Regions from separate parts of the Homo sapiens genome. Here region 2 is linked to region 1. Evidence: chromatin loops called from intact Hi-C (ENCODE). Cell type or tissue: mammary epithelial cell. All regions are shown on one strand. Links, peaks and the distances in the headings refer to the core of each region. The heading gives the core; the rest is flanking DNA.

Region 1 (16,502 bases), core at 4,339-12,338:
ATGATTTTCCCTGCATGGAGACCAAGTCAGGGAAACGATGTGGCATAACAGCTCAACCAGGCAGGCAGGGATCAGAGACTGTGGTGGGTATCTTATGGTGGCTCCACGAACAACCAACAAGAGGAATAACTCAGCAGCTTGTAGCTGTTTGGAAGCAGCAGTAGCAAACAGTCTGGAACCCTGGCCAGCCACCCCATCTACAGGCACTGAATGTAGAAATGCTTATGAGGGAAAGTGGAGAAGGAAGCGTGCTCCAGAGGGTTACAAAGGAAGTAGCTGCGGGGTGATGGAAGATTTGCAATCCAGATTTTGAATGGTCCAGACACTTTCCTCCCCAGACTGCATGGCCCCCTCGTCTAAGGATGATGCCTTATTTCTGGGCTTTCTCACGTCCTGTTTGTTCAGGTGAATTTCCCAGCAGTTCCTACTGTCTTCTGTGGTTTTCATCTCAAAATACCAAAATACCAAGACAGGGATTTCTAGTAGTGGGGCAGGCTGAGGGGACAATGCAGCAAGGAGATTGCTCTGAGAAGTTCAGGAAAGGTGTTGAGGTCAGAGCCAGCCTTCCAGGAAGGTAACTGGAGTGCCCAGGCCCTGGGCAAGCCCATGGCACCTCAATTCTCCTCCCATTGCACATTTTTTGGAGGAGCTGTGTCCTTTAATGTTAGGTCCCTGGGACCTGAGACTTATTTTGGATCTCCCACCTCTGAGGTTTATGAGCATCACAGTGTTCATAAAAATGCCTAATCTTAGGGAAAACTTTCTAAGCAGTCATGCTGCAAATGGAGAACATGTGCTAAAACTGGTAGAGATTTGATCACTAGTAAGCTGTTGGTCAAATTGACAAACAAGGGAAAACTTTTACAGAGATACAGAAATATTTTCCAAGTTATTTTATTGCTCTATGCATTTCTGAATATATGCATTTGATTATTCCCATGTATCCGTGATGGGCTTATTTTCGTGGCCCTGATGATCCCTGATATTCACCGCCTTGTGCTGTCCTTCCCAGTGACCTTGGCTTTTGACTTGATTTGGCCAGTGGATGTCAGAAAGCATGGCCCAGGCTTGATAAGAGCATGCAGGTTGGGCTTATATTCCTGGGACACCCTCTCTTACAGTGCTGAGCCTCAGGTAAGGAAATTCAGTTACCCATCTGGGAAAATGGCCACATGGAGAGAAAGGATGTCCAGGCAGCTCCCAGCCAAGTGAAGAAGCCATCCTGGATGTTCCAACCACATCAGACACTATTACCCAGCCCAGCTGAGCTCAGCCCAGATTGCCAAGTCATGGGGAATAATCAGTTGTCATTGTTTCAATTCAGTAAATTGTAGGGCTGTTGTTTGCAATAACAATAGATAGCAAAGACAGTGCTACTTACACAAACTGAAGCAACATTACTTATCACAATATACGTATATATAACAAGAAAGAATCAAATGAATCACTGAGGAAGTTTTATAGAAAAATGAGGAGTAGAAGAAATAATAAAGCCCAAAGTAAGTTTGTCTCACAGAAGGGCTTGCAGTTGCATCCTGAATGGTTGCAGTTGCATCCAGGTAGTGCTTAGCTTTGTGTGCCGAAATCAAACCCAGAGACATGATCAGCCATGAGATCCAGCACCTAGAAGGAAATGCAGCAGCGTCTATATGTAGACACTCGTGTCGATGTTGGCATGGAGTGTAAAAAACCAGGCAGAGCCTATTCCCAAAGGCTTCACTGAATGAGGGTTGAGTGTCAATTTTCCTTTTATCTTCTCTTTATGGTGAAATATAAAATACAACCAGAAAAGTACACAGGACCAAGATAATTTATCCACAAAGTAAACCTGCATAACCAGTACTCAGGTCGAAAGGATAACTTTGCCACTCCCAGAGGACCTGCCCCGAAAGGTAACAATTATCCCAACTTTTATAGAAATCATTTCCTTGCTGTCCCTTAGCAACTGAATAGTTGACTTAGTTTTGCTGGGTTTTGATCTTTATCTTAATGAAATTGTGCAGCAAGCGTTCTGGTGTATCTGGCTTGCTATGATGTTTAGCTGTAGATCATTCTTGTGTAGTTCCATACCTAGGAATACATCTTTATTATTGATTTGCATTTGGATCATTTTCAATTAGGGGCTGTAGAAAGCACTGCTGCCACAAGAATTGTATTTACCTCTTGGTGTACTTGTCCATGCAATGCTGTTCGGAACCGACATACCCAGAGGTAAATGTGCTGGGTCCTCCATTCTTCATGACCTTGGTTTTAATAATTTACACCAAGCAGTCTTTCCAAGTGGTTGTACTGACTTAAACCCTTTCCAGGGTGGTAGGGCTCTATAACTTTACACCTCAACCAAAGCCTTGGTGCTGCCAGGCTTTTTTGTGTTGGCCATTCTGATGCATGGGGCATGGTGATTTTCATTTAATTTTCCTTGATTACCTATTCATATCTTTATTGGTCATTTGAAGTCTCTTGTTTCATTTTCTACATGGTTGTCATTATCTTAATAATTTGCAGAAATCTTCTTCAAGTTAAACACACTACAAATATCTCCTCCCACTTTGCTGCTTACGTTTTTCTTTCTTCCTGGTGTCTTCAATGACTAGGGGGTCTTAGAATTATTGTAGAATAATTTATCAAGTTTTTCCTTGTATGGGTCATGCATTTTACTGCTTGTTTAATTAGTCTTTCTCTAGCCAATGTTCAAGAAGATATTCTTTTACATTTTTATTCAAAAGATGTGTTCTGACTTTCATATTTAGACCTGCAAATGTGTGTGTGTGGTATAAGGTAGCAATTTTCTCTTATTTCCATATGGATCTGAAGCAAAGCCACTACCACTTATTGAGAAGATTTTTCTTTCACGACTGCATGGCCATCTGCCTTGGACATAAATAAAGTATCCCTCTCTACCACACTTCTCCTTGGCTTCATGCTCTGTTCCCTCCTTGACTTGGGAGACTGTTCTCTGAGCCTGTTGAACCTGTTGCCCTGCTTCTCAAATGCCCTCTTAAAACTGTAAAATGCCCCCAGGGAAAAGCAGCCCCAATGCTGAGCTCACCTGTTGGGATCTCCATCTTTACACAATCCTGGCTTTACTTTATTCTCTATTTTTAGTTTTCTGATGCCCTTAGACTGATGATTTGATATTTTATTCTGCTTTCATAGTGTCCTCAGCAAGAATTTTGCTTCAAATAACCGAATTCATCATTACCAGAAGCAGAAGTATGGTGAGACAGTTTTTATTTTTTATTTTTATTTTTTTTAGAAAAAAGGTCTCTGTCACCCAGGCTGGAATGCAGTGGTGTGATCATAGCTCACTGCAGCCTGGAACTCCTGGGATCCTCCCATTTCAGCCTCCTGCGTAGCTGGAACTACAGGTGCATCCCACCATGCCTGGATAATTTTTTAATTTTTTTTTTGTAGAGATAGGGTCTCGCTATGTTTTCCAGGCTAGTCTTGAACTCCTGGCCTCCAGCAAGAGTGATTCAGTTTTAAATAAAATTTTCAATATCTTTGGACATGATAGGAGAAATTGTGAGACAATACAGGCCAATGGGAAGACTTTGAAATTGAGCCTAGGTTAGCATCAGTGTGGGAAGGAATCCAGGATGTTTAAGACTGAGAGGGAACCTCTAAGAGTCAGAGCAGGTGTGCCTAGCGGAAAGAAGGCCCCTGGGTCCAGGGATGGTGTTTCATTGGTGGCAGGTACTTCAAAGCTTGTTTAAGCAAATAACATGCAAATTAATTTAAAATAGCTTAAATGAACAAAAAAGTACATTTTCCCACAAATAACAAATTCTGGAGTCGGTGTGATTCCAGAGTCAATTAATTCATCAGCCTGCCAATATCATCAAGAATGCAGGTCTCTCTATCTCATGCTGGTGTTGGTCTGTGGTGGGCTGCCTTCCTACACACCACCTGCCACTGTCCAGGCACCATGTCCAGCCACAGTGGTGGAAAGTGAAGTGGTCAGTGCCATCCCTTCCCCTGCCCTCTTCTCAATAGGAAGGACAACCTTCCTCAGAGGTCCTTTCTGCAGATGTCCCCTCATGTCTCCTGGATCAGAATTGTCTTTCCTGTCACACCTAATTCAATCACTGGCAAAGGGAAGAGGCCCCATGCTTGACTCCAACTCCTATTATTCATCCTTTGAGACTGGGATGTGCCCACCAATGTCTCCCAAAGAGCTGCTATGAGCTCCTTTAGGTGGTGGCGGGACGGTCCTTATGTTTGAAGAATGCATGGATAGGCAAGGAGAGGAACGAGAGGCTCCTGGACACACAAAGGCTTGTTAATACAGTCCAGGCCAGAAGTGAGGGCCCTGAGTGCATGGAGAGAAAGGGAGATTGGGTGGAGGGATGGAAGGAGGACAACAGAAAGGAAAAGAGCCTGATGCCACCAAGCAAGATGTAGAGAGACCTGAATGCAGAGTTGCTTCACTTCTAGGAAAAGTATTCTTAGCCTTACCTCCCAGTTCTGTTTTCATCACCTGGGCAGCTCCATGGGGACAGTCTAAAGGGTTCTGGCCCTGAGCTGCTAACACTTTTGTGCAGGCAGTCCAGTTCTACTCCCAGCTTGCAGACCCAGAGGCTTGGGAGGTGATGGGATTAGCTCATGTTGAACAAAAGCAGGGGGTGGCTCTTAAGCTGCACTAGCCATAGTGACAGCCCCAGTGTTACTGGATGGAAGGTCTTGACTGTGAGTTGTCCAGGTTCTTGGCGTGTTGAACAAAGAACTCAGCAAAATGCACAAGCAGAGCAACAAAAGAACGAAGCAATGAAAAACAAAACAACAAAAGAAAGAAGTGACAAAAGCACAGATTTAGTGCAGTGAAAGTACAGTTCACAGAGTGGGAGCAGGCTCCAGCAAGCAGCTCAAGAGTATCCCCCAATTAGGGTTTTTATTAAGCCAAAAAAATCTGGCAACACCCCTAGGTGCTCTTTAGACGCCTCCAATTGGTTGCACCCCATGAAGGATTGGCCTGAGACCAATCAGAGGCTGAAGTGGAGACCCTGCCCATGGTCAGAGGCTGAAGTGGAAACTTCTGTCAATACAGGAGTGAAGATGTGGTCCACACACTGCCGAATCCTGCCCAGAACTGGCTCCACCCGCCTTTCCTTTGCTTATGACTTAACACTTGGTTGCCCTAATTCCCTATTCTCCTGTCTCACCAAGATCATCCAGATTGATGTGAGCCCTTGTATAAATCAAGCCTGAGAGGGGCCCCTGGTCCCTCTCTGGCCTTTTCAGACACAAGCATACATCAGGGACAGCAGCAACCCCAACAGCATGGGCATGTCTGGAACCAGGGAACCGTTTGTGCCTGAACTTAGGTTGTGACCACTTTGGGTGTAGCCTTCGGGGCAAACTGAGTTTCCAAAGGGTCGACCTGCCTGATTCTTTCACCCTCTAGCAGTTCAGGTCCTCCCCGAGCATAACAGAGTCTCATCTGGGGCAGTTCGTGACTCAAGGAGTAATTCTGGTTCAGAGGTGCCCTAGCAAAAACAGGAGCATCAAACTGCACCATTGCTTTAATTTGGGCTTGCAGGCAGACTGTCGGGGCTTGAGTTGAACTGGTTCTCTGAGATTCTAGCTAATTGGATTGAGAAGGGGCACATTCTGCATGTTCTCCAACCTGGGGATCAGCTGGATCTTGATTCTATGCTGTTCAATTCAGCAAACTCTCCCTGGGAGCACACACTGCTCCATGCACCTGGAGGATAGCATGTCACACTTGCCTCATGTACCATGCAGACCGATGGACTGGCCACCCTCTCCCTATCCTCCATATCCCAGGACCTTTACAGAACTTGGTATTCCAGGAAGTAGACCAGTTCCCAGCAAACTTTGTCTGTACAGGGCGAAAGAGTAAATAATTTAGGCTTTGAAGGTCATAGGGCCTGCATTCCCACTACCCAATTCTGTTGGTGTAGAATGAAGGCAGAAATAGACAAATCATGAATGAATGAGTGAGGCTGTGTTCGCATAAAACTTTATTTACAAAAATAGGCGGCAGGTTGGATTTGGCTCCAAGATATGGTTTGCCAACCCCTGATCTAAATTACTCAGCTATCCTGTTTTCTATGAGAGAAAGAACTTGACAGAATTGTGCACTAATTGTTCTTTCATCATCATGCACTATTTGATTTAAACACTTGTTAATGATGGTTTTTAATTGCCATTTTTAGTAAATGTAATGCATTATATTTTAATCTTTTTCTAATTGGCTAAAAACAGGAAAAGGCAGTCTCAAATCCTTCCTACCAGGTAAGGCATTTGGGTTTTTAAAAATTAATTAATATATTTTTAATTCACAAATAAGAATTGTGCATATTTATGTGGCACAATGTGATGTTTTCATCCATGTATACATTGTAGAAAGGTCAAATCAAGCTGATTAACATATCCGTCATCTCACCAACTTTTATATATATATTTTTTGTGGAGAGTATGTTAAAAAATCTATCCTTTCAGCATCTAGTCTTTTGAGTGTGATTTGCTGCCTAAGTAACTGCACTGGAAATTTCTAATGGAGCCACGCAGTGGGTGAGTCAGCCTCTAATCATTGTTTCTGTTTTTGTTTGCACTCTAAGAGAGTGTGGACTTTCGGGCTTGTCACCCACTCTCTTTATATCCACCAGCCCTGCACTTTTCACGGTCGCCACCTACACAGTTCGAAGGTATGCTCAGGGTGTCAATCAAATGTCACCAAAGAAGAGCAAAAAGCCTGCCTGAACCTTCATGAGGACAGTTGTGTTTAAGCCCAAAGCATGGCACTCCTCATTTGGCATCGATACTTAAATCTAAGCTGAGCGTTTTTAGAGAAAGAAGAGACAGCCTCTGTTGTTGGGATGCGGTCAGTGCAGTGTACAGTGTACAGTGTACAGCATTTGCATGAGGGTACAAAATCATTGCCATAAACCTTGGATGAAGTGGTATGGGGGAAGGTTCTTAACATCAGCAGGTTGGTGAAGAAAGTCAGCAACTAACATTAGAGAGAGCTTGCTGCACCCTCAGAACTGCTCACTGAGAACTGAGCAGTGAGTTCGGGGGCAGGCAATCCAAGTTCAGGTCTTTGAGCACTGTGACCTTGGGCAAGTCATTACATTTTCTGAGTCTCTCTTTTTGTAAAATGTGAACATGATGGATTGATTGCAAAAATGTCCCCACTTTCCATCCCTTCCTTGCGTCCTTTCCCGTGTGACTCTTCAGCTCCTCCTGTTAAGAGGCAGAGTCTAACTTCCCACCCCTTGAGATGGGATGCTTCATGGCTCACTTTGTCTAACAGGATGCATAGTTCTGAGCTGGGCCTCCTGAACCTGGTGCCCTTTGCCAGCTCTCACTCCTTGGTCTCTGCCTGCAAACAAGTCTGGGCTGGCCTGCTGGGAGAGAGACGGTGTGTGGAGGAGAGCAGAGGCGTCCCAGCTGACTGTGAGCCACGTCACCAAAGCACACCCTCTCGCTGACCCCCAGCTTCCCAGACAGGTGCGACATGAGGGAGCACAGCCCAAACCACAGTAACCGCCTGGCTGCTTTCAGTCGAAATTGCTGATCAGCTGAATCATGAGCTAAATAAGTGGTTGTTTGAAGCTAGCAAATTTGGGGATGGTCTTCTTTGCAATAATAGCTGTTACAGGGGTGCTGACTCTCACTGTATCTCAGAATGTTGCGGGGAGCAAACGAGGCCATGTGCGTTAGAAGCTTTGTGAATCCTAAGCAGTACACAAATATAAGCTGCCCATTGATTGCATAAATTTCTATCAGTATTAAGACCAAGAGGAGGATGCAAATCAATATAAAGAGCCCCTTCACCCCGCCGCTCAATACATGCAGGAACTCGCTTCTGTCTTTCTGATATCTCAGCCATGTGCAATTCTCTCCAGCTTCACATACTCATCACTCGTGCACCCACCCCATGTTTACTGGCTACCTACAGCATGCCAGGAACAGCTTTTGACACTGGGGATGTTAAGGTAGGTGGGGTAGAGAGGCAAATCCATAAATGACTAAAACAGTGAAAAATAGCGATGTAAAAGGCAATGCAGAAGACAAGTGCTATGGGCAGAATGTTTGCTACCCCCCTCACTCATATGTCAAAGCCATAATCCCCAGTGTGACTGCATTTGGAGACAGGACTTGTGAGGAGGTGACAATGGTGGAATGAGGTTGTAAGGGTGGGACCTGATCCCACAGGACTGGTGCCCTTATAGAAAGAGGAAGAGACACCAGCACTCGCCCCCTTTCTCCCTTTCCCCTGTGTGAGTACACAGTAAGAAGGCAGCCATCTGCAAGCCAGGAAGAGAGCCCTCACCAGAACCAACCCTGCCAGAACCTTGGTCTTGGACTTCCGGCCTCCAGGGTTTTGTTGTGGCAGCCTGAGCCGACTGAGACAATCAGTACAGGGAGACGCAAAGGAGTCATCAGGTAGCTTCTTTAGGAAAGGTGGTCAGGTGACCATGAGGTGAGGAGAAATGAAGGAAAGAAGCCAGATAAAATCCACGGGAAGAATGCTCCAGAAAGAAGGACTGCCAGGGGAAAGGTCTGGTGGCAGGTCCAGCTGGGGTGCACTCTGAAGGCCAGGGAAAGCAGTGGATTTTACTCTCCAGGTAACAGGAGCCCACAGGAGCGCCTGAGGGAGGAGTGCTAGGATGGAATTTATGTTAGGCCCTTCTGGCTGCTGTATGGAGCCAGAGAGGAAGCCTGGGTGCCTTTTAGGAGGCTGCTGCAGTTGTCCATGGGAGAGACAACCCATGGGTTGTCCATGGGTGTGGTTTTAAGATGGAGAAAAGCAGGTCAATTTGGGATAGGTTTGAAGGTGGCTGTAGCAGGTTCTGTTGAGGTATATTTTGGGATATAAGAGGAAGAGAGGAATTGAGGATGGTACCTCTTTTCGTGATGTATACATAAGGCTATCAGAATACACAGGGCTTTTGTGGGTCCTAACCATGGGCTCTTTAACACCTGGAGGATGGTAACACCAAAAGTTGGGAGCTGCTGAGCTCCTTGGGGTCCTGCTACTCTGTCATCGACTGGTGGAGCAGGTAGTGTTACTTACTTATTTTTTACTGCCAGAGATGGTGCCACGTCCTACTAGCATCACTCTTTTTAATACATGGAAATAGGGTGAAGAGATTTATATGGGCATTGATGATCTATTGCCATGCAAAAAGTCACCCGTAAACAGTGTCTACAGGTTAGGAATTTGGGATCAGCTTGGCTGGGTGCTTCTGTCTCAGGATCTGGCTCATGCAATTGCAGTTGGATGTCAGTTGGGGATGTGGCTCATCTGAAGACTCATCTGGGGCTGAGGATCCACTTCCAATGTGACTTGCTCACGTGGCTGGCACATTGATGCTGGCTGCTGCATGAGGGCCCCTCTCCTCTCCTTGTGAACCTCTCCACAGAGCTACTTGAATGTCCTTATGACATGGCGGCTAGCCTCCCCAGAGTAAGTGATCCAAGAGACCAAGGTGGGGGCTGCAAGACCTTTTATGACCCAGCCTTGGAGGTCACACAACATGATCCTGCCACATGCAATTTATCACAGTAGGCCAGCCTCAATTCAGTGCAGGAGCAAATACCAAGAGGCAAAGTGACCACAGCATACTCTGATTTGCCTAAAAGGCAAATAACATTGTCACTACTGGCTGGAAGGGCACTCAAATGACTTGTCTGTGGTGTGATTTATCCCCAGGTCACCCACAGGGCTGGATTTGAGTCAGACCACCTGTGTCCAGTGCTAGCTCTTCCCACTTGGGAGAGGCATTTAGCCTCTCAGGGTCCTCGTCTGTGAAATGGGCTCTGACTCCTGCCTTGTGGTGTGATGTGAGATTTGGGTCAATTGCTGACACAAGCTGGTGCCTGATAAGTGTTCTTCACTTGCTCCTCTTAGCCAACTACTGTTTGCTGTGCAGCACAGACTTGAGCACAAGTCTTTGAAATGAGTACTTTGATTACTATAGACCGTTTAGTAACCTTTGCACCTTGTCTATGTGGAGATTGAACGGGTGGATTCTTTTCTTGGCTTTGCCTGACACCTCTGGAATGATAGGCACTGGAGAGAACATCGCTCAGATCCACACATAGGCACACGTGGGCACGTGCGTGGCTGCAGGTTCAATACGGGCTAGCTCTGATTTTTGCCAACTTTCAGATATGCCTACAGATTAGATGTCAGTTATACAATTTGGTTTAAATTATTTTCAATCAGCTTTATGCTGTAGAAGCTGGGAGCCACAGATGCTGTTGGTCTTAACGTGTTCTACAAATTAGTTTGTAGGTCAGGGTAAATAGTGATTCAAAACCTCTTTGTCTCAGGTGGGCATTAGGTAAGTTTCTTTAGAGCAATGTCATTAGTATCTCCTCCACATCAGAGGATGTTTTTAGACACCTTGGTTTAGCTTGTGTGGGTGAGATGGGGAATAACATTATATCCCCCCAGTCTACAATGCCAGAATGGGTCCATTTCAATGAAATGCAATTCCTGGGTGGCCAACTAAGCTTAAATAGAAGTCAGCCACACTCTGTCCGCCACCCTACCCTTGGGCCCTGGCTACTCTCATTTCAACAGCCTCATAAAGCTGCAACGGGGGACAAACAAGATCTAATTGGCACTTTGGTTTTCACAGTGAATTGGTTGTGCTAGATACGGCTGCCAATAAAAATTCAGATTAAACATTCTGAAGCCATCTGTATGAAGCCTTGATGTTCCTGCCAAATATACTCATGGATCTAAAGATAAGTTATCTGATCCAGTGGCCTTGGCCATCTTAATTTACTTAATTATACAGTTGAACTCATTGTCAGACATGGGTGCAGTGATGTGAAGGCTGCCATGGAGTGATTCACATCGCTCGTGAGTTGGGTAATAATAAGTGGTTCTGTGCTGCAAGTTTGGGGTCTACAGAGTCTGGTTACAACAGGCAGGTGTCTTCATCTTATTAAATGGTCAATGTCATGCTCCCTCTTTTCCTTAAATATTATTTAACTCAAAAGCTACCTCTCAGTGGAATACTTGAAGTTAATTGAATTACTGTGTTGTAGTCGGCTCTGCTGCCATAACAAAGTACCACACGCCAGGGGCTTAAACAACAGGAATGATTTCCTACAGTTCCGGAGGCTGGAAGTCTGAGATCAAGAGGTTGGCAGGGCTGGTTCTCCTCAGGCCTCTCTCCTTGGTTTACAGATGGTGTCTTGTCTCCATGTCTCCTTATATTGCCTTTCCTCTGTGTGTGTGTCCTAATCTCCTCTTCTTATAAGGACACCAGGCCATCCTACGGACTTCATTTTAATGTACCCCACTCTTTAAAGGCCCTGTCTCCAAATACAGTCACATTTTGAGGTTCTGGGAGTTAGGACTTCAATGTTTGAACTTTCGGGGGAACACAGTTCAGCCCATAGCACTCTGCTTAATCCGTCCCAGCACTATATTTCAACCATGCAGAAAAACTTTTAGAAACTATTATTTAAACACGTAGTAAGGCTATTGCCTCCATATGATTTGGTCTCTGATGGATCCTGTAATTGGCTTGTCCTGGGGTTAGAAAGAGATGAATTCTGGCAAGATCCCAGAGAAAGGGATACCTGAATGGGCAGGCCGCACCTGTGCTAAAGTCTATGTGTGTCCAACCTCAGCATTCATACAAATAATCGGGAAACATGTGAAAGCACAGACTCCTGGGCCACCCCTATGGTTGCTGCTTCAGAAGCTCTAGGGAAGGATTCTAAAATGTGCATTTCTAGCGAGTTCTCAGATGCTGTGATGTGGGCCCACTACCCTGAGCAATACTGGGGTAATTCATGCCAAAGAACCAGGCAACACCCCAGCAGAAGTAGCCACGGGCAAGAGGGTCTTAAACAAGGGAAAGCAAGTGGCTTTCTCCTCCTCAGGCACTGACTTTATAGCTGAATGCTTTGTAACAATTGTTAGGAAAGGAGGACAACATGAGGGAGTTCTAGTAGATGCTAGGCACTGAGCGGAGTTTAGCACTGGCCCTTCAGCACCTGCCATGACAACTAAAGAGTCATCCGACTGTCAGTTACTTACAAGGTGGAACATCCTTCAGTCTTGGTGGACAGTAAGCTTCAGTTTACTCTCTCTAGGTTTGGGAGATTGTGGGGGCTCCACACCCTGAGAGTGGAAGGAACATGGAGCAAACCCCACCCAGGACTTTCCCTCAGAGGTCTGCTCTGCTCCACATTTGCTTGAAGGTAAGAGTTTGGGAAAATCTCCCCCACCGGTGAACTCGAGGGTCCCCGGGTGTTTATCTCCAGGTGCAGCTAATATTACTAATGGAATTACAGCTGACCCTTTAACAACATGGGTTTGAACTTTGAGGGTCCACTAATATGCAGTTTTTTTTTCACGCAAATGTGGATAGCAGAGAGACAACAGTATTAAAAATTGTCTACTGTTTTCCAGAATTGAAGGGTGAGTTAGGAAGAGAAATGATTAGTGCCCTTTCTGTGTAATCTGACTAGAACATTGTAAAGCTGTAAAACAAGGTGCTCTGTTATCCGCGGACCCTTATCACCAAGGCGAGGAGAAAACCCAGTGACTCCACTTTCACCTCCCCCACTGGTGACTCCAGGTTCACATTCCGCACCAGAGGCACCAGGTTCATCTTCCCCACCAGAGAAACCAGGCTCATCTTCCTGACCGGTGACACCAGGTCCACCTTCCCCACCAGTGACTCCAGGCTCACCTTCCCCATCCAGGTCCACCTTCCCCACTGGAGACACCAGGCCACCTCCCCAACTGGAGACACCAGGTCTACCTCCCCTACTGGAGACACCAGGTCTACCTCCCCCACTGGAGACACCAGGTCCACCTCCCCCACTGGTGACTCCAGGCTCACCTTCCCCATCCAGGTCCACCTTCCCCACTGGAGACACCAGGTCCACCTCCCCCACTGGAGACACCAGGTCTACCTCCCCCACTGGAGACACCAGGTCCACCTTCCCCACTGGTGACTCCAGGCTCACCTTCCACATCCAGGTTTACCTTCCTCACCTGGGACACCAGGTTCACCTTACTCCAGGTTCAACTTCCCCACTGGTGACTCTAGGCTTACCTTCCCCACTGGAGACACCAGGCTCAACTTCCCCACCAGTGACAGCAGGCTCACCTTCCCCTCCAGTGACACCAGGTCCACCTTCCCCACCAGTGGCATCAGAGACATGGGGCCCCACTCCCCACTGTGACACTACTGACCCCTTACCCACCAGTGTCACAGGCTTCCCTTTTCCAGAATTGGCCCAGGCCTTCCTTCCCCACTGCAGTGAGAGGGCAGAGCTCCCTGGGCAGCCCTTCCCATCACTACTTCTCTAGGCTCCCCTTAGAGACCCTGCTAAGTGATGGCCCCGCTCACAGAAGTGTCCCAGTCACTTGCCTGAGATTCTTCCATCCTTCCCATGGATGACCCTGACTCTAGAAGAGAGAACATAGTAAGCCAGACAGTTCTGTCCAAGCCATCCCCAGTAGGGGCTGAACGTCCAGTCCAGCATGTTAGGGGAAGTTATTTATCAGAGGACGGCGCAGGCAGCTCAGTCTGTGTTGCTCTGTGGTTCTTGGCATCAGGACCACATGCCGAGAACCACAGAGCAACACAAATGCCGAGGTCTTTGAGCTTCCCACTTCCCCTGGGGGTGGGTGGTGTCTTAGTCTTTCCCATCCACATTGCAGCAGGGTTTGATCCAAGTGGGAGGAACCTGAGGATAACCAAAACCCTCTACCGATTCCCTGCAAACCAGGCCATGACTCCTAGTCCCCCAGGCTGGTACCCAAAGCCTGCTCTGCATCATTGCCCGAGGTTTTTCCTGGGTGCCTCGGGAGCTTGTGCACGTGTGCAGGTGACCCAGAAGTACCAGTTGTGTAACTCACCAAAGGCATCCTCAGCCAAGGAGTGACAAGAGGGAGTAGATAACCCCAGAATCCCATCTTATGGTAGGATGATTTAGGGCAAAGTCCAGGTCACGACTTGGAAGGTCCCCCGGGCACTGAGCCCAGTTGCCCCAGCAGTGACCTGTTCCTGAGTGCACACTTTGTGGCATCCTTTCTATCCCTGTCTTGCATTTCCTCTCCCTGCTTGGGTTTCCCAGATCACTGCTCAAGTAAACCACCTGCTCTTTTTTTTTTTTTTTTTGAGACGGAGTCTCGCTCTGTCGCCCAGGCTGGAGTGCAGTGGCGGGATCTCGGCTCACTGCAAGCTCCGCCTCCCGGGTTCACGCCATTCTCCTGCCTCAGCCTCCCAAGTAGCTGGGACTACAGGCGCCCGCCACTATGCCCGGCTAATTTTTTGTATTTTTAGTAGAGACGGGGTTTCACCGTTTTAGCCGGGATGGTCTCGATCTCCTGACCTCGTGATCTGCCCGCCTCGGCCTCCCAAAGTGCTGGGATTACAGGCGTGAGCCACCGCGCCCGGCCAACCACCTGCTCTTGAGTCCTTGTTGTAGCATCTGCTTTGGGGGACACCTAAACAAAGATGAAAGCTTGGTGTGGAGCTCTGGAGAAGACATGTAGTCAGTGTCCAATAAGTGATAGCAATTATTACCATCACTGCATTCTGGAAATGCCTTATATCATAATATGGTTAGTTTCATAACCCAGTTGTAGAAAATTCCAAAGAAATGTAAGGACCTGATTCCTGGATGGATTTTATACTTAAACTGTGCTTGTACCTGTCTAATGCTCAATTCTCCAAGATCTGAGAGACCTCACCCTCCTTGTGTAAACCGCCTGGCCACCTGTCGCTATGAGTCACTGCCCCACAGCTTGTGTGGGATGAGGTTAATGTCGTGGCACCATGACAACAGCACATCTCCGTCATGCTCAGTGGAAAAGCCTTCAAGGTGGAACAATGCCAGACTCACGGTCAGCATGGTGGGCTCCCCAGTTAGTGGCCACGATGTCTTTCTGTGGTTTTGTTCCCAGGAGACGTACATAGAGATGCTTATAGCCTTGTTATTGCAGAGCTAGCTTTTATTGAGTACTTGCTTCTCAGGCAGCTAAAGTGCTGAAGGCCTTCATGAAGATTTTCTCTTAATTCTCACAATGCCTCCCTGGCATTTAGTAGAGGAGGAAAGCAAGGCATAGGGAAGCCAAATACATTGCTTACTGAATTCAAGTTTCCAACAAAACCTCTTTCTCCTGGTTCTGTCCCCACAGCCTTCAGTTCCCATTGCCGTCTAACACACAGTCACATTTGCACACACATACACATCCTTGCTTTCTCTCTCATCCCTTTAGAAACCAAGAAGGGAGACTTTGGCTCACAATGGTTATGTTCTGAATTATTCCAGCTTTCATTCTTGAGACATGCTGCTCGATTTTGGAGATGTTATACCAGAATTCAGTGGAACTTGGGGGCAAAAAAATAACATAAGGGCAGTGAGAAGTGCCATCCCAGCAGAGCACCAAGGACGGGGTGAGCAAGGGGTCTGCCCTGGCGCAGGCTAGAAGGGGGCTCATCATCTGTGGGGGATTTTAAAACAATAATAAAACCAAGCACCAGTGAGCCTGCTCTTTATTGTCACTGCACACTAGGAATTCCCCACAATGTCAATCATGACATGCTCTTTTCCCACAAAATCTTTTCTGGTGAGAGTTCTGAACAATTGCTGCAGTTACCAAAGCTTCAGTGATAGGTACATGAGCTTCAGGTGAGCATGTAGTCATTACTGATAACTTAATAAACACCGTGTCAGTTCAGAGAACTCCCAGCAATATGGTCATCTCTGACACACATGGACTGAGCTTCCACAGGCGCATCATGAGAGACGTTTGTCAGGGCCCTGGATCATTCAAGCTTGCTTCAGGCACTGCTGGGATCCTCAGCCCTACGGAGCTACACATTCCTGTTCCTGCATGGATGCAGCAGATATGACCTACGCAGCGACTGCACAGTGAAGGTAAAGATGAAGAAACACATCGGAGTTCCTTCAGTGTGACCACTTGGAATCTGCATTTGTGTTTAAAATTCCAGACAGCGACATAGGGTTAGAACTGTGAGGTGCACCATATTTATTAGGTAAGTTCAGATTTTAGCTCATGCATATTTATTTCATGTCATGATTATTACTGACAATTTTGTCTTATGGAAGAGAGGAGTGTTGGCAGTAATCAGGGTGTCAAATATGCCAGGTCTGTCTGCTACATCACACTATAACAGGGGCAGAAATTCAGGTCCTTTTTGGGTTTTGTTTTTGCATACAGTTTTCCCACACCTGAAAAGCAGATGGTATATTACACATACTGTTACGTTTTCTCTTGCCAAGGTGCAGGTGTCCTTTGTGTGTTGTTAAACCCTCACAATATATACTTTATGCAAAGTGTACATCCCAGTCAAGCCCATAGGAAAGGCATTACCCATCGACACTTCTGAAATCTTCTGCCCCTGTGGTTCTAGCAATACAAGAATGACTGCTTGAGAATCTCTAGCCTGGCATCTCCAGGCCCCTGGCTTTCTTCTGTGCTGGAGACAATAGTGCTCCATAGGACACTCCTTTGTGGC
Region 2 (16,502 bases), core at 5,620-13,619, 51 kb before region 1:
CTAAGTTTTTCCAGTGTTTATCTTTGATTTCCTGAGTCTCAGGGACAGTCACATCTCGATGTTTTGGGTGTTAGTCCCTAGAGCTTCCAACCTAGACTGCCTGGCTCCAGTGTTGACCTCAGAGGCAATAATTCCCCCACTGGCCGGTTCTCATTGTTCTGAGGGTCATTTGAAGAGTCACAGCCTAAAACCTGCTTCTTCAATAATTTTTTTTTTTTTTTTTGGGATGGAGTCTTGCTCTGTCGCCCAGGCTGGAAATGCAGTGGCACGATCTTGGCTCACTGCAACCTCTGTCTCCTGGGTTCGAGTGATTCTCCTGCCTCGGCCTCCCGAGTAGCTGGGGCTACAGGTGTGCACCACCATGCCTAGCTAAGTTTTGTATTTTTAGTAGAGATGGGGTTTCATTGTGTTGGCCAGGAAGATCTCGATCTCTTGACCTCATGACCTGGCAGCCTCAGCCTCCCAAAGTGCTGGGATTACAGGTGTGAGCCACCGTGCCCAGCCTCTTCAATAATTTTTAAAACATTAAATTCCAAATATTAAACCTTCTTCAATCAAGTACCTAGAATTACTTTGGTTTCCTAGACTGAATCCTGGATATTACATTCCTCGAGCCTGTGTACCAGTGATTGGCATTTAAACACACAGAGTTCTTCATATATATCAATTGTTTGTAATATGTAATAAAAATGTATATGTTATATGTATAAATCGAGACAAAGACGGTGTTGAGGATATTATAAGATTTTAAAATTTAATAAATTAAATGGCAAAGACTAATGTTACTGCACAATCACAATATGTTAAATGGAAAATCCCCTACAGAGTGATTTGATTTGAAACATCATTAGGCCCCAGCTTTTCCTGACTCTGAGGCTCTGGCCCACTCAGGAGGTTCTGCCATGGCTGGAATGTCTGATTTCATAGGTACAGAAAGATTGCTGATAAGAGAGCTTCCTGATTTTTTGGTGTGGGTGCTGTGCTATCTCCAAGGTCTGTTGAAAAAGAGTGGAGGTGGCTGAGCAGCAGAGATGTTTGTTATGCAGCTCAGCTTCCTCATGAGGTCATCTCTGAGGGCAGGTGTGGTCTGCTTCATCAGGATATCTCAGGTCTGAAAGAAACCATTGGCTCCAACCAGAGAAGATCTGAGAGTGACAAACCTGAAGTCAATTATGACAAGATGACATCATGGCTTCTGTCTCAGGTAACAGCAGCCATGCACGTCATTATGATGATCTGACTTGGTTTTCTGAGTTTGCCCTGGGGCAGGGTGAGGGTTGGGCAAGGAGCCAGAATCCAGGCATGCTCCCTGGGCACCTTGCCATTATTCAGTTCCTAATGAAGCTTAGAAGCATTACCTCTCCCTGAATCAAAGCATGGGTTTCCACCTCCCTAGCCCCACCCTGAATCCTCCATGCTTCTCAGTTCATTGAGAAATAGGTGGAGAGCCCTCTGATGATTTCGGACTGACTCATTCAATTATTTTGCAAAAAAATGAGTTCAAATTCAAGAGTCTAGGTTTCTTTGAGTTTCTGTTTTCTTCTTCTTTCATTCTATTCTCCCATTTGACCTTTAACTTTTCTTCACAGCTTTAGGGGGAAAATGAGCAAATTCCTCAAAGGTTTCCACTAGAGGAATAAAAAAGACTAATTCCTGGAAATAGAGATGACAGGTTGATCCCTATTCTTTTGGCACAGAATCTATATTTAATATGATATTGAGAACTTACTGTCTGTAAACATGATAGAACTACATTATGTGTTAACTTGGAAACAAAATCTGTGTTTACCATATTCCAGAAGAGAGATTTCTATTCTTGTCCAAGTGGGACACACTGGGCTCCTGACCAGATGTGGTTTTCTAGAAAGACGAAAAAATGGGAGTAAGACTTCCAAACGGTTTTCATGGTGGGCCCGCGATTTATACACGATGATGGCAACATGGTGGTTCTCTCCTCTGGGATTTATTTGACATTACACACAATTAGAGCTATGAAACAAAAACCTTTCCCTAACAAACAGAAAATGGGACCCCAGGAAGCTGAAAAATAATGGAGGGAGCCAAAGATGGGTAGTAGAAAAAGCTGTATCTTATAAAAACTAATCTGGCCATGGGGCTGTTCACAAACAATTCGTTATCATTTCTCTTGTGGTCTCTCTGAGGGCTTTCTGGCTGTTTGAATGCTGTATTTTCATAAGATAGTTTCAAACAAAAGGCCAGAAGGACAGTGGGAGCAGAATAAAAATTAAACATGTTGACTTTGTTTGGTGCCCTGTAGGTAAAATGTCACATCTTGTCCTCAGCTCCTGAAGATGTAATTACCCGGCTCATTTCCCAGAGCTGCTGTGCAATTCGTATTGCTTCCAGGTAACAGATTATGCAAACTCATGATTGCAAACAGGAACCGAGCTGTTTTGAGGATGAAGTTTTGTTAGTTCAGGGTATCTGCAAATGCAGTTGTTTGGCTTCTCTATCATACTCTGGCACTGATGGTAATTGTGCCGTGTAGAAAATGCAGAATTGTTACGAGCGTCACACGCCTAGGCTTGTTGGCAGACGTGGGCCCAGGCTGGCTGGACGTGTTTCAGCCCTGTGTTTCTGCCGCTCAGGGAAGACAGCTAGGAACTTGATGCACTATTCACAAAGGTTTATCACAGGCCTACTGTGTGTTGAGTGAGCTCCAAAGGCTAACATTTCCTACTGGCTTCGGGTAGGATGCGCAGTGTGGCTGTTGGTCTCTCGGGTGGCCTGCCCGGGCTATACTATTCCACTGGGCACTGCAGGCAGAAGCATGTTTTACTTTTGTGGTTAGAATACCTCAAGTTTTCTATGAAACTCCAGGCACCAAGTTTCAGTACCCAAGGAAAAGTAGGGTGCCACACAGTGGCATGGACTGAAGTGGCCAGTGTTTTCCCATCCCATCATGGGATGGGAAGCAATTGGCTTCGTTGCTCCTGGCATCAGTCCCTCCAGTAACATAAGCTATTCACATTACAAGCAAGCAACTGGACAATGACACACATCTCTTCTCATTTTATTGCATTTGCTTTTGTTCTGCATGCACCCACACACACGCACTCATACACACACACATTCACACACACACACATATGCACATACATACTCTCTTTTCCCCCAGGCCTCTGAGTCCAAAGCAAGAGTTACTGACTAAACAAACTGGCTTTTCTTTCATTCTTTCTACATGATATGAAAGCAAATGAGATTATTTCTGAAACACACCAAAACTAAATTGCCAAGTGAGAGTTTTGCATAAAGTCCACATGTGAGGCAATATACATAATGTTACTTTTAAAGAAATTCCCGAAACTCTTTTCTTCCAAGATAAACAGTGTGTGTTTATCACAGATTCTAGGGGATTTCGATTCACTATGATATTCCAGAAGTATTCAGCTTTGCTCTTGCTTTAGTTCTATGCATCCCCTTACAAAGTTCTGTTTTGTTTTGTTTCTTTCTAAGTTTACCTATATCATCTTTTTCATCTTTCTACCCGTTGTTTTACCCAAAGCCCTTGCTTGGGGGCTAGAGCACGTTGTATTTGCAAAGATGGTCACACTAATATATACTCCATCCCATGACTCTTCCTACAGTGCAATGCTAGCCCCCACTGAGAGGTGTGAGGGAGTCTCACCCTCACACCTGGGGACACCCCTATTACTGCCTGGACCAATAGAATACAGGGAAAGTGATGCTGTGGGATTTCCAAGCTAGGCCGTAAAAGGCAATATGGCTTCTACCTGGCTTTCTTGGGTGCTTTTCCTTGGCTTCCAGCCACCTCATTGTGAGGAAGCCCAGCCTGCAGGGAGAGGTCATGTGTGGGTGTTCCAGCCAAAAACCGGAAGCCTGTGTGGACTGCCACACCCACCAGTTTGTTTGTTTTGTTTTTCATTTGGTGATTAGATTCTCCAGTTTATGTGCCTGCAGATGGTCCCTGCTACTGCTTCGAGTGGCTCAGCGGAGACTCCAGACGCCATGAGGCGGCGACAAGCCACCCTGCCTGAATTCCTGACCCACAGGAACTATGACAGGTGATAAAAAGTCATTATTTTAAGCTGCTAAATGTGAGGGGAATTTGTTAGGCTGCCATAGATAACCGATACAGGACCTCTTGTATCCCAGCCGAGTGGTTTAGCTGCCACGTACAGTAACCTCAGGAATCACCGAGTGGAGGTTCCTCAGCTCTATTTCCAATTTCCTCCTTTAAAAATGTGTCTTTTACGGTCCCCTTTACTAGCCAGTTATGAAATTGCTGGACAATACAACAGATCTAGATATGTGACATACATTTGTATGACTATATGTTCATATATAACATATATATTATTCATATACCTAACAGTAATATAGAGAAGCAAAAGGAAAATAATTCTTCATAAAATAACATGAAATTCAATATATGGTCATTTCTTCTGCAATGTGTTCCTAAAATCACTTGCTATGGAATTTTGCATAATAAAAATAACAGAGCTTGTGGGGAAATGAGGTTAGTGACAGAATACCCAACACCTATACAGTAAGTTTTTCATGACGTTCATAGGCTCTTGGAAACAGTGACTGTAAGCAAAACTGCATAGAAAGAAACCAATTTCCCTATAGGCTAATTGATATCCACAAGAGTTAAGTTCCTGTAGCATATTTCTGATAGCAAAAACATCACCAAACTTCTAAATGAAGACCCAAACACTTGTAATATTAAACATTAAAACAATAAAATAAATGTAATATTAAACATTAAAATAAAAGCTATAACACATTTAAGACAAATTAATAAAAACAAGTAAGAGAATTGTTTACCTGCTTATTCCAGTTCAGGGTTGAGGGTGGCCGAAGCCTATCTCCAAAGCTTAGGGCGCAAGGCGGGAACCAGCCCTGAATAGGACACACTCCCATCGCAGGGCGCGTGCACACCACCTGCACTCACTCATACTGGGATGTGTAGACATGGCAGTTCACCTCATAGGCACACCTTTGGGATGTGGGAGGAAACAGGAGTAGCCAGAAAAAACCTACACAGACCTAGAGAGAATGTGCAAAGTTCACACAGATGGTGGCCCCACCAGGGGGAATTCATTTTTTTTTCTCTTCAACATTATAACAAAATGACTTTGAAATAAAATGATGTTATTCCAGGACCTGCTATATAATTTTGTAATTAATTCATTACAAAATAAATAATAAACTTTATTAAAATTCTGCCATAGTTTGAGACACCTTAAATTCTCAGTCAATAAATATATATGTATATATATATATGCATGTAGGTATATATATATATATATATATATACGTATATATATATATACGTATATGTATATATATATATATACACACATACATACACACACACACCATTTACCTTGACAAACACATGCAGTTTGGAGGGTGGATGTGGTTTTGGAGAAGGGGTGTGTATTAGTCTGTTTTCATGCTGCTAATAAAAATATACCCAAGACTTAGTAATTTATAAAGGAAAGAAGTTTAATGGACTCACAGTTTCACATGGCTGGAGAGGCCTCACAATCATGGTGGAAGAGCAAGGGACATCTTACATGGTGGCAGGCAAGGCAGAATGAGATCCAAGTGAAAGAGGTTTCCCCTTATAAAACCACCAGATCTCCTGAGACTTATTCACTACCACGAGAACAGTATGGGGAAAACCACCCCCATGATTCAATTATCTCCCACTGAGTTCCTCCCACAACACATGGGAATTGTGGGAGCTACAGTTCAAGATGATATTTGAGTGGGGACACAGCCAAACCATATAGGGGTGGATGGAAAGGCCTGTCATTTATGGAATGAAATATTTCCATACAAGAATGGGCATTGGCCTATTTTGGTGCCTTCTCACTGGTTTAAAATAAAAATTCTGCTGCATTCAGTGGTAGTTTTCATCTTCAACCCACTGCAAGTAATTTTTGGCCATATTTCAGACAGCTGATAACTCTACTATTTCATTTTGTTGTTGCTCTCAAAGCCACTTCCCTGATGTTGTGCAATGTGGATTCCTACAGGTGCGATGCTTTTGCAATATCACGTGATCTTTGTGTTTCCAAATATTTTATTATATCAAGCTACTCCTCAATATTCAAGGCTTTTCTTTGACATGCATACTCGGATTCTTATAACCCAAATGATTGCTTATGTTTGAGACTCTGTAATGGATACTTCTATCAAGAACATCTAACACTCAGGAGACCAGCTCTGTGCGCTTGCAGGGCTCACCATGGGCCAGCTTGGTAGCAGGCGGGAGCACCTCAGCAGGAGACTGCTTTGAGCCAGTGGCATTTCTCATGCACACCACCTGGTGTTGCAGCAGCATGAAACTAACCCCTCATGGAAAATGGCTGGGCTTTTCTGTTTTTCTGTTTTTGTTTGTTTGTTTTGTTTTTCATTTGGTGATTAGATTCTCCAGTTTATGTGTCATGTATTGTGATGGTTAAAGATGGCTGTAAATTCCTTGCCATGCCCACTTTGAAAAGTGGAGCCTCTTTCCCTTCCCTTTGGATCTGGGCTCGACCTGTGATTTGCTTTGAGCCATAGAATGCAGTGGAAGTGACGCTCTGTAACTTCTGAGGCTAAGCTATTCCACACTGGGAACGTTGTCTCTTTGAACTCCCACATAATGAGGGGAGAAGCCCAAGCACCATGGAAAGGCCATTTGGAGGGAAACTGAGCCTCTCCAGTCTGCAGCAAAGTGAAGCTACTAGCTGACGTGGTTGGCAAGTGCTGTGTGCCCCATCTTAAATGTCCCAGCCCAGTCAGCCTCTAGATGACTGCAAGTGACACTATGTGGGTCAGAAAAACCATCCTGCTGATTCCAGTCAACTTACAGAACCATGAGGCACAATGCACAGTTTTGTTGTTTTGAGCTACTATTTTCAGGGTGCTTTGTGTATGCTACATAATTGAAGCAGCATGTGAACAAATTCTTCACAACATGTGTTGTAATAGAAGAATATTTCAGGCCAATATCCCTGATGAACATTGATGCGAAAATCCTCAATAAAATACTGGCAAACCAAATCCAGCAGCACACTGAAAAGCTAATCCACCATGATCAAGTTGGCTTCATCCCTGGGATGCAAGGCTGGTTCAACATATGCAAATCAATAAACGTAATCCATCACGTAAACAGAACCAATGAAAAACCCACATGATTATCTCAATAGATGAAGAAAAGGCCTTTGACAAAATTCAATAGCCCTTCGCTAAAAACTCTCAATAAACTGGGTATTGATGGAACGTATCTCAAAATAATAAGAGCTATTTATGACAAACCCACAGCCAATATCATACTGAATGGGCAAAAACCGGAAGCATTCCCTTTGAAAACTGGCACAGGGCAAGGATGCCCTTTCTCACCACTCCTATTCAACATAGTATTGGAAGTTCTGGGCAGGGCAATCAGGCAAGAGAAAGAAGTAAAGGGTATTCAGTTAGGAAAAGAGGAAGTCAAATTGTCCTTGTTTGCAGATGACATGATTGTATATTTAGAAAACCCCATCGTCTCAGCCCAAAATCTCCTTAAGCTGATAAGCAACTTCAGCAAAGTCTCAGGATACAAAATCAATGTGCAAAAATCACAAGCATTCCTATACACCAATAACAAACAAACAGAGAGCCAAATCATCAGTGAACTCCCATTCACAATTGCTACAAAGAGAATAAAATACCTAGGAAAGCAACTTACAAAGGATGTGAAGGACCTCTTCAAGGAGAATTACAAACCACTGCTCAACGAAATAAGAGAGGACACAAACAAATGTAAAAACATTCCATGCTCATGGATAGGAAGAATCAATATTGTGAAAATGGCCATACTGTCCAAAGTAATTTATAGACTCAATGCTATCCTCATCAAGCTACCATTGACTTTTTTCACTGAATTGGAAAAACTACTTTAAATTTTATATGGAACCAAAAAGAGCCAGCATAACCAAGACAATGCTAAGCAAAAAGAACAAAGCTGGAGGCATCACACTACCTGACTTCAAACTATACTACAAGGCTACAGTAACCAAAACAGCATGGTACTGGTACCAAAACAGATGTATAGACCAATGGAACAGAACAGAGATCTCAGAAGTAACACCACACATCTACAACCATCTGATCTTTGGGAAACCTGAGAAAAACAAGCAACGGTGAAAGGATTCCCTATTTAATAAATGATGTTAGGAAAACTGGCTCGTCATACACAGAAAGCTGAAACTGGATCCCTTCCTTATATCTTATACAAAACTTAACTCAAGATGTATTAAAGACTTAAATGTTAGACCTAAAACCATAAAAACCCTAGAAGAAAATCTAGGCAATACAATTCAGGACATAGGCATGGGCAAAGACTTCATGACTAAAACACCAAAAGCAATGGCAACAAAAGCCAAAATTGACAAATGGGATCTAATTAAACTAAAGAGCTTCTGCACAGTAAAAGAAACTATCATCAGAGTGCTCAGGCAACCTACAGAATGGGAGAAAATTTTTGCAATCTACTCATCTGACAAAGGGCTAATATCCAGAATCTACAAAGAACTTAAACAAATTGACAAGAAAAAAACAAACAACCCCATCAAAAAGTGGGCAAAGGATATACACAGACACTTCTCCAAAGAAGACATTTATGCGGCCAACAAACATGACAAAAAGCTCATCATCGCTGGTCATTAGAGAAATGCAAATCAAAACCACAATGAGATACCATCTCATGCCGGTTAGAATGGCAATTATTAAAAAGTCAGGAAACAACAGATGCTGGAGAGGATGTGGAGAAATAGGAATGCTTTTACACTGTTGGTGGGAGTGTAAATTAGTTCAACCATTGTGGAACACAGTGTGGCGATTCCTCAAGGATCTAGAACTAGAAATACCATTTGACCTAGCAATCCCATTACTGGGTATATACCCAAAGGATTATAAATCATTGTACTATAAAGACACATGCACATGTATGTTTATTGCGGCACTGTTCACAATAGCAAAGACTTGGAACCAACCCAAATGCCCATCAGTGATAGACTGGATAAAGAAAATGTGGCACATATATACCGTGGAATACTATGCATCCATAAAAAAGGATTAGTTCATATCCTTTGTAGGGACATGGATGAAGCTGGAAACCATCATTCTCAGCAAACTAACACGAGAACAGAAAACCAAACACTGCATGTTCTCACTCATAAGTGGGAGTTGAACAATGAGAACACATGGACATGGTGGGGGTGGGGGGGCGGGCATCACACAACAGGGCCTGTCAGGGAATGGGGGGCTGGGGGAAGGATAGCATTAGGAGAAATACCTAATGTAGATGACGGGTTGATGGATGCAGCAAACCACCATGACACTTGTATACCTATATAACAAACCTGCAAGTTCTGCACATGTACCCCAGAACTTAAAGTATAACAAAAAAAAGAAGAGAGAGTATATCACTAGGAGACAAAGAGATAACTATTAATAGATTATTGTAACTACTTAAAATAAAAAGGTTTAATTTGAAAAAAGGAAACCAATATTCAACTAAAAATTTGTTTCTATATTTGACATTTTGAAATAAATACACACACACACACACACACACACACACACACACACACACACACACACAGAGATAATCATTTTGAATGCCCAAGTCATGAATGCAGACTGATGATACAAGTGTTGTTTTTGTGACTCAAGCATCACAAGTAGTTTGGTCATCAGGAATGTGATTTTCTAAAGTGATGAGCCACTCTTGGTAAAGTTCCAAGGAAAACAGAGCACAATCTCTTCTTAATTTACACAATGGATATATTCTTGGAAAAGTCAATGAATTTTAAACCCATGTAAAAATATCCCTTCTATTTACATGTAAAGAGTTAGATTATTGGCTCAGATCATTATAAGCAGGTTGCTCCATCTATGTGAAAATCCAAGTGGGCATTCAAAATTCATATGGGATGAGGGGAAGTTTGTTATTTTGTGGGATGTCTAGCATCCCTATTTTCTTCCTACCAAATGCCAGAAGCACCCCCAATTGTTGTAGCAAATGGTTAAACTCAGAGTCTGATTCTGTCATGGCTTAATTACAAAGCAAATTGAATTCATTAACTCACAATTTGTCTTTTGTGAAATTTAGAGCACTGACTGGGAAGAAGTGGGATTTTGAAAACTGGAGTATGGACATAGGAAGAGATGCAAGCAAACTGGGGGCCTCAAACCCCTAAATTCTACCATGTCTTCATTGACAGCTGTGTAGGAAAGAGTTTTAACAGAGCAAGGCCTGAGAATGCTCTCCTTAGAAAGGTCTGCTTATAAGGTTGAGCCTTGGTTGATTTCTGGGAACTTGGATTTTGGGAGAGTTTCCCTATTCCCTAAATGGCAAAGGTTGCTCACGCTGTTTAACCTGATTGTGCAAACAATTTGATCTAGGCTGAGATTGATTTTCCTTCTGGGACTCTGGAATTTTGGTATGTGCTAAGCAGACAGTGGTTGTGTGAACAGCCCTCAATAAAAACCCTGGTCTGTCTCTCTGGTAGATGATATTTTACAGGAGTTGTCACAACTAGATGCTGGAGAAATTAGTCCAGGCTCTGTGACTCTGCAGGGAGAGGACTCTAGGAAGCTGTGCCTAGTTTCCTCCAGACTTTGTCCTATTGACCTTTTTTCTTTGCTGATTTTGCTTTTTTATCCTTTTGAGGTAATACATTATAACAGTGAGTACAACTGTATGCTGAGTCCTCCTAGATAATCACTGAGGTGGGGAGTGGTCTTGGGGACCCCCAGTACAACAGTAGAAGCAGCTTCTTCCCCCTGCCTGAGGTTATCCCCCCTTTACTGAAGACTTATGATGAGCTTTTCTGACCTAGTGACCCTATAGGCACTGCTGATCCTCCTCTGGACCTAGAGACCTATCGTGAGGCTCAAGTCCCAGTAGATCCTAAGGTGAAGTACAAGTTGTGACCCACAGAGAGGTGTGATGGACACCAAAAGAACTATGTGATGTTTCTAGCTTATAGTGACAGAAACCTGGGGAATATGTGTGGGAATGGATCTTAAGGGTGTGGCATCAAAGTGGAAGGAATATAAAGTTGTATCAGTCTGAAATTACTGATACAGGCTCACTGAGAGTATGGACTCAGTGTTTTAAAGTGATGGGTTAGAAAGGACTCTAATAGTTTGATTGGTTGACTGAGATATGTGTGTTAAAGACTCTGCCAGTGAAGTCTCAGAAAAAAGTGAGGAGCATTATAGAAAAAGCTGAATCACTTTAAACAGATTGCTAGTAGAAATCTGGACTTTAAGGATACTACTGACATGGGCCAAGAAGGAAGTGAGAAACACGTTATTGGAAACCTGAAGAAAAGAGATCCTTGTTATATAATTGCAGAAAGTTTAGTGAAATTGTGTCCAGTTGTTACATAAAAAGCAGAACTCATAAGTAATAAACTGGAATATATAGCTAAGGAAATTTCCAGGCAAAGTGTTGAAGGTGCTGCTTGTTTTTTTCTTGCTTTTTATGTTAAAATGTAATAGAAGAGAGACATATTGAAGGAAGACTTATTGAAGGGACAACGACTTGATAATTTCAAAAGTTTAGCCTCTCCAGGTGGCAAAAAATACCCCTAGAAGTCAGAGATGGATGCCAAAATTATGACATAGAGAAAAGGCTGAATATGTGTTTGTGCAGCTCTTTGCTGAAACCCTGGAAAGCTCAGAGGTCTTGTGTATTCAGCCACATAATGACTCTTCCAAGGGATTAAGAGTGTTCCATGTAGATCTTCTAATCAAACCAGAGAGCCTCTGGGAAGCTTAAAAACACTGGTGTTCAGCACTCCAAGCAGAAGCCAAAGATAGAGAAGAGATTATTAGAGAAAGATTTGTGTGTATAGCTTTTGTCTAATGCAGAGAAACCCAGTGAAAATACACACAAGGCCCACACACTTTAGAAAAAAACATTGTATTAGTGGAAATATTTTAGCAAAACAGATTAGCAGAAAATAAAGATGCCAACTAGGACTAAATGGAATATAGATATTACAAAATGGCAAAAGCAGACTGATAAAATTCCCCAGCTGCAAACACCTGTCACCTTTTGTGAAAAACGGAGCATGACTCTAAGAGCTAAAGCAGGAGCCCAGAAGTTGAAGATGAAAGCCCAGAGCAGCTGAGAGACACAGGTTACCTGGCTTTGAGACCTGGTGGATTTTGCCCAGCTGGGTTTCAAAACAGATTGAAACAAATGACTCCTTTTTACCTTCCATTTCCCCAATTTTGGACTTGAGTTCTATAACTGTTATTCTTTCCACCATTGTGTGTTGGGAGTATTGGAGAAAGATACCTTGTGTCTTTTATTTCACAGGTGTGTAGGTGGAGACAAATTGTGCCCCTGGAGCTGTACTTAATGGGTGACACTCAGAAGCTTTATCTACACCTGATTCAGATAAGTAGATAATGAGTTTTGGGCTTTTGAGCTGGTGAGATTCTGGACTTTATCTAGTGTGATAATGGGATGAGACTGTTGGAAACCTTGGGGAGCAGGTAAATGTTTTCTGCAAGTGAGAGTGAATTATGGGGCCAGAGTTTGTACTCTGGTGGACAGAACTGTAGGTGGCCCTAATGATCTCTGCCCCCATTGCAGCATCCATGATTAGGTTAAGTGATATAGCAAAGAAATCCTGCCTATGTGGTTACGGTCACTAATGAGTTGATGTTAAAATAAAAATATAATCTGGGTGGGCCTAACCTAACCATATGAGCCCTTTAAATATAGAGTTTTACATAGATGGACCTGGAATCATTATCATAAGTGAAATAACTCAGAAACGGAAAGTTAAATACTGCATGTTCTCACTTGTAAGTGGGAACTACACACTGGGTATGCATGGACATATAAAGTGGAATAGCAGATGTTAGAGACTCCAAAAGATGAGGAGATGGGAATGGGGTGAAGGTTAAAAAACTACCTATTTGGTACAATGTTCACTATTTGAGTGACGTGTACGCAAAAGTCCAGATTTCACCATGATGAAATATATCCACATACATGTAACAATACTGCACTTGTACCTCCTAAATCTATTTTTTTAAAGTGGAGTTTTATCTGATTGGTAGAAGAAGAGGAAGTCAGAGAGATTCCAAGTATGAGAAGTATTTGATGAACAATTACTGGCTTTGAAGATAGAGGAGGCCATGGAGCAAAGAATGCAAATGGCCTTAGGAGCTGAGAATGGCCCTTGACTGACAGCTAACAAAGAAATGGAGAAGTCAGTCAAGCAATAGCAAAAAATGGAATTCTCCCATCAACCTGAACAAGCTTAAAAGCAGACTCTTCCTCAGAACCTTGGTTAGAGCCCAGCCCAGCCAAAATTTCAGCCCTGAAAGACCCTAAGTAGAGACCCCAGTTGAGCCCACTTGGACTTCTGACCTACAGAACTGTGAGATAATGAATGGAAGTTGTTTGAAGCCATTAAGTTTATGGTAATTTGTTACACAACAATAGCCAACTAATAGACTCCATAATCCCAACAAACAACCTTAACTTCCATAAACAACTATTTATTGAACACTTACTGTACTTAAGGTATATGAAAGGGACATAAAGAGATAGCAACTATAAAAATGTAATTAGCTAATATTTATGGAGCAGTTCTACAATGTGCCATATAGTCTCCTGATTATGTGTGAATTATCTCATTTAATCTCCACAATCTGTGAAGGATGTAGTAGTTTATTACTAACAAAGGAGTAGAAACATGAAGGGTACGTAGATTGTCTAAGGTTTATTTATAAAACACGACAGACAGTAAGCACAACCAGTATAATTTCCGTATTTTCTGGGGTAGTGCTGATTTAAAATATTCGGTCTTCTTGCCTCCTGATTGCATTTATAATTGTCAAACCACATTCCTGGGTCTGTGGTTCAGAAAATATGGTCATCCTGCTTATAAAATAAAGACATATGTACCATAGGAGCCCTGACTCTCAAGGCAGCCATCTGTGTCCAGTGCAATGGGTCAAACATAGAGTGTTTCTTTAGTAAACACCACAAACTTGCTGTCTGCATGCTTCCTTAGAGGACACAGCGACTAATTGATGGTCAAATGGCATCCTTCAGTGAAGATTGGGATTGGGCAAAACTGGGATAAACACTGGAACCTGTTTTAGTTATCTATTGCTGAGTCATAGGAACCTCAACAAGCCAGTAATGGCTTAAAACTCATGATTTTGTGTGTCTGAAATATTTCAGGGGCTTGTCTGGGGTGGTTCTTCTCTGCTCTGCCTGGCTAGGACTGTCACTTGATGCTGCTCCTTGCTTTTCCCTCTCCACGTGACATCCTCATCCTTCAGGGCCTGTCAGTGGAACCTGGACTACTCACAGGTTGGTGGTCTTCAGATCGCCATACCTCTTTCATGGCGCTTGGCTTTCACAAAGCAGGAAGTGAAAGTTCCCAGACCTGTTAAGGACAACCACGAGTGGAACAGCATTCTCTCTGCTGTGTTCTATTGGACAAAGTGGTCAAAGGGTCTGACCGTCACATTGCAGGAGAATCTGTGGATTGGGAACATATTGTTGGTGTCATCTTTGGAAAATACAGGCCACTGTAGTGTTCCTTGAGAAATGTTATTTCTTCAGTCGCAGGGATATACTCCCGTTCTGAGAGTTAGGAAATAATGGAAATAAACTGAAGAGTAACAATTCAGACACACGTTGATGAGAACAGAGCATTTTCTTCCTGGGTTTCCCATTATATAAACACACAGAGGATCAGGTCATTATGGAGAGTGTGGGCCTACCAACCAGAAGGGTTTTATACCTCTTCTTAACTGCAACAGCTAGTTAGTCATTGCCTGCCAACTACCTCGTATCTGATCTTCCATCAGTTCTGGAGAGTTGCTGGAAATGTTCCCAAGCAACTGTGGTGCTGTTTCTGCAGGTAGAGGAGGGAAGAAAACAAGTAATGACCATTGAATTTTCCCTTTATTTTATATACTTATCACTATCATGCCATGGTTATTCATGCCACCCACAGCAAGTCCACACACATGTAAGGGAGAAGATTTTATGACATTCCTGCAGCCCTCATCACAGGGGGCTTGTCCTGTCCAGTATCTTCATCCTTTTGCATATAAGGACTGCTAACTGGATGAAATAGGCCCTGTTAAACCAGAGATAATTATTCATTTGAGAAAGACTATCATGTCTTCAAGTTATGCCAACATATGCATCAGATGCCAGCAGTTGCGTGATATATTATACTTGGTTCAGATTCAATCTAGATACTCTACATTTATTTCCTTATTTCCTGCCAGGAGACAAGGACTAGTATGATTTTCTGTCATGAGCTTCAGGGGAAGTTTCCATATTAAATGTTGTTATCATTTATATTAATTATTAACATATTAGTACATAATATATCATAGTAATATATTAAAAATATTGGTATATATTATTTTGAAATTACCATTTGAAATTATTTTGAAATGTGCATTAAATTGATGGTTATATGGAGCCAAGGTTCCTTATGCTTTTCTACATTAGTAGGAAGTTTTGGAACCAAATTTTTGGACCTCCTGGGTGTATAACATAGATTATCTCTCACTGTGCTCTGTGATCTTGTGGAGGTTGATGGCCTAAGAAAGAAACAGGATTGGGCTAACAGAAAATACCCTGCTGGAATAGGAAGATGGGGAGCTCACAGGGATGTCCCAGACCTCAGTACTTCTGCATAACAAACACCCAGACTCAGAGGCTTAAAATACAAACAATCATTCATTTTGATTGCGAATCTGCTTCACAGGTCACCCAACCTGTTACTGTCATCTTCTAGAATAATGTGGCATATTCAGGCTTTTTCAGAACCAATTAAAGTTGTCCTGAGGGGTTCAGTAAACATATAGCAGTAGGCTAAAAAGTATTAATCAAGACTGTGCCATGAGAACATCAGGCCAGCGGTTATCATGTAACTTGGATTTCCACACTCGTATTCAGCTTAAAATTATTCATTCAATTTTCCTTTAAGGGCACCTATATTTTAAGGGCCGTGGCTTCTCCTTTCTGGTCTGATAAAATAATAAAATGGTCACCATATTTTAATCTGGGTGCTTCGATGGACCTAGCGGAGGAACCTCCCCATTCCCAGCAGCATTATGATGTGGTATGTGTGAAGCCAAAGGCTGCAGGGGATGCCTGGAGACACGTGTGTGTGTGTGTGTGTGAGTGTGTGTGTGAGATTGTGTGTGTCTGTGGCTCTGCCCAGTGTAATTATTAGCTTGGAAATTACTCTAATCTGGTGAGTGCCAATGCAGTCATTCAATAATAAGTCAGAGAATATTTGGACAGGTTGAGGAGGAAGTTGACTCTGATGTCAAAAAGAGTGTCAAGGAATAGGAAGCCCACAGAGAAAGATGAATGTAGAGAAAAATATTTTTTCAAGCACAAAACAATGAATGATGTAGGAAATACATAAGATTTGTGCTGGGTTAAACGGGTGCAAGAAATA

Evidence for each region. Hi-C counts contacts between places; a loop is a spot of excess contacts. Peaks named below come from ENCODE experiments on the same cell type or tissue, not always from the same donor. Only the 100,000 strongest peaks of a DNase experiment are listed, where the experiment ranks them.
Region 2: a loop joins it to region 1, with 4 times the contacts of the local background. A loop is called at or near these places in 2 of 110 quality-filtered maps.

What each region holds. Positions count from the first base shown.
Region 1 is chr9:90,933,674-90,950,175 of GRCh38, reverse strand. It overlaps LOC105379829 (a long non-coding RNA gene), which reads left to right. Exons shown (of 4, transcript XR_001746828.2): 2 at 12,094-12,201. It overlaps LOC105376143 (a long non-coding RNA gene), which reads right to left. Exons shown (of 3, transcript XR_001746829.2): 3 at 15,867-15,950. Among named protein-coding and RNA genes, the nearest start is that of LINC02957, 55 kb to the left of the region's middle. In mammary epithelial cell, for the core only: no CTCF peak of the experiment used is centred there; DNase peaks (open chromatin) are centred at 6,565 and 7,365; H3K27ac peaks cover 2,351 bases.
Region 2 is chr9:90,986,128-91,002,629 of GRCh38, reverse strand. LINC02957 (long intergenic non-protein coding RNA 2957) reads right to left here and starts at 5,592. Exons shown (of 4, transcript NR_184139.1): 1 at 5,510-5,592; 2 at 4,813-4,984; 3 at 1,790-1,860; 4 at 729-1,111. RefSeq lists an enhancer at 1,061-2,260. In mammary epithelial cell, for the core only: no CTCF peak of the experiment used is centred there; a DNase peak (open chromatin) is centred at 9,699; H3K27ac peaks cover 1,090 bases.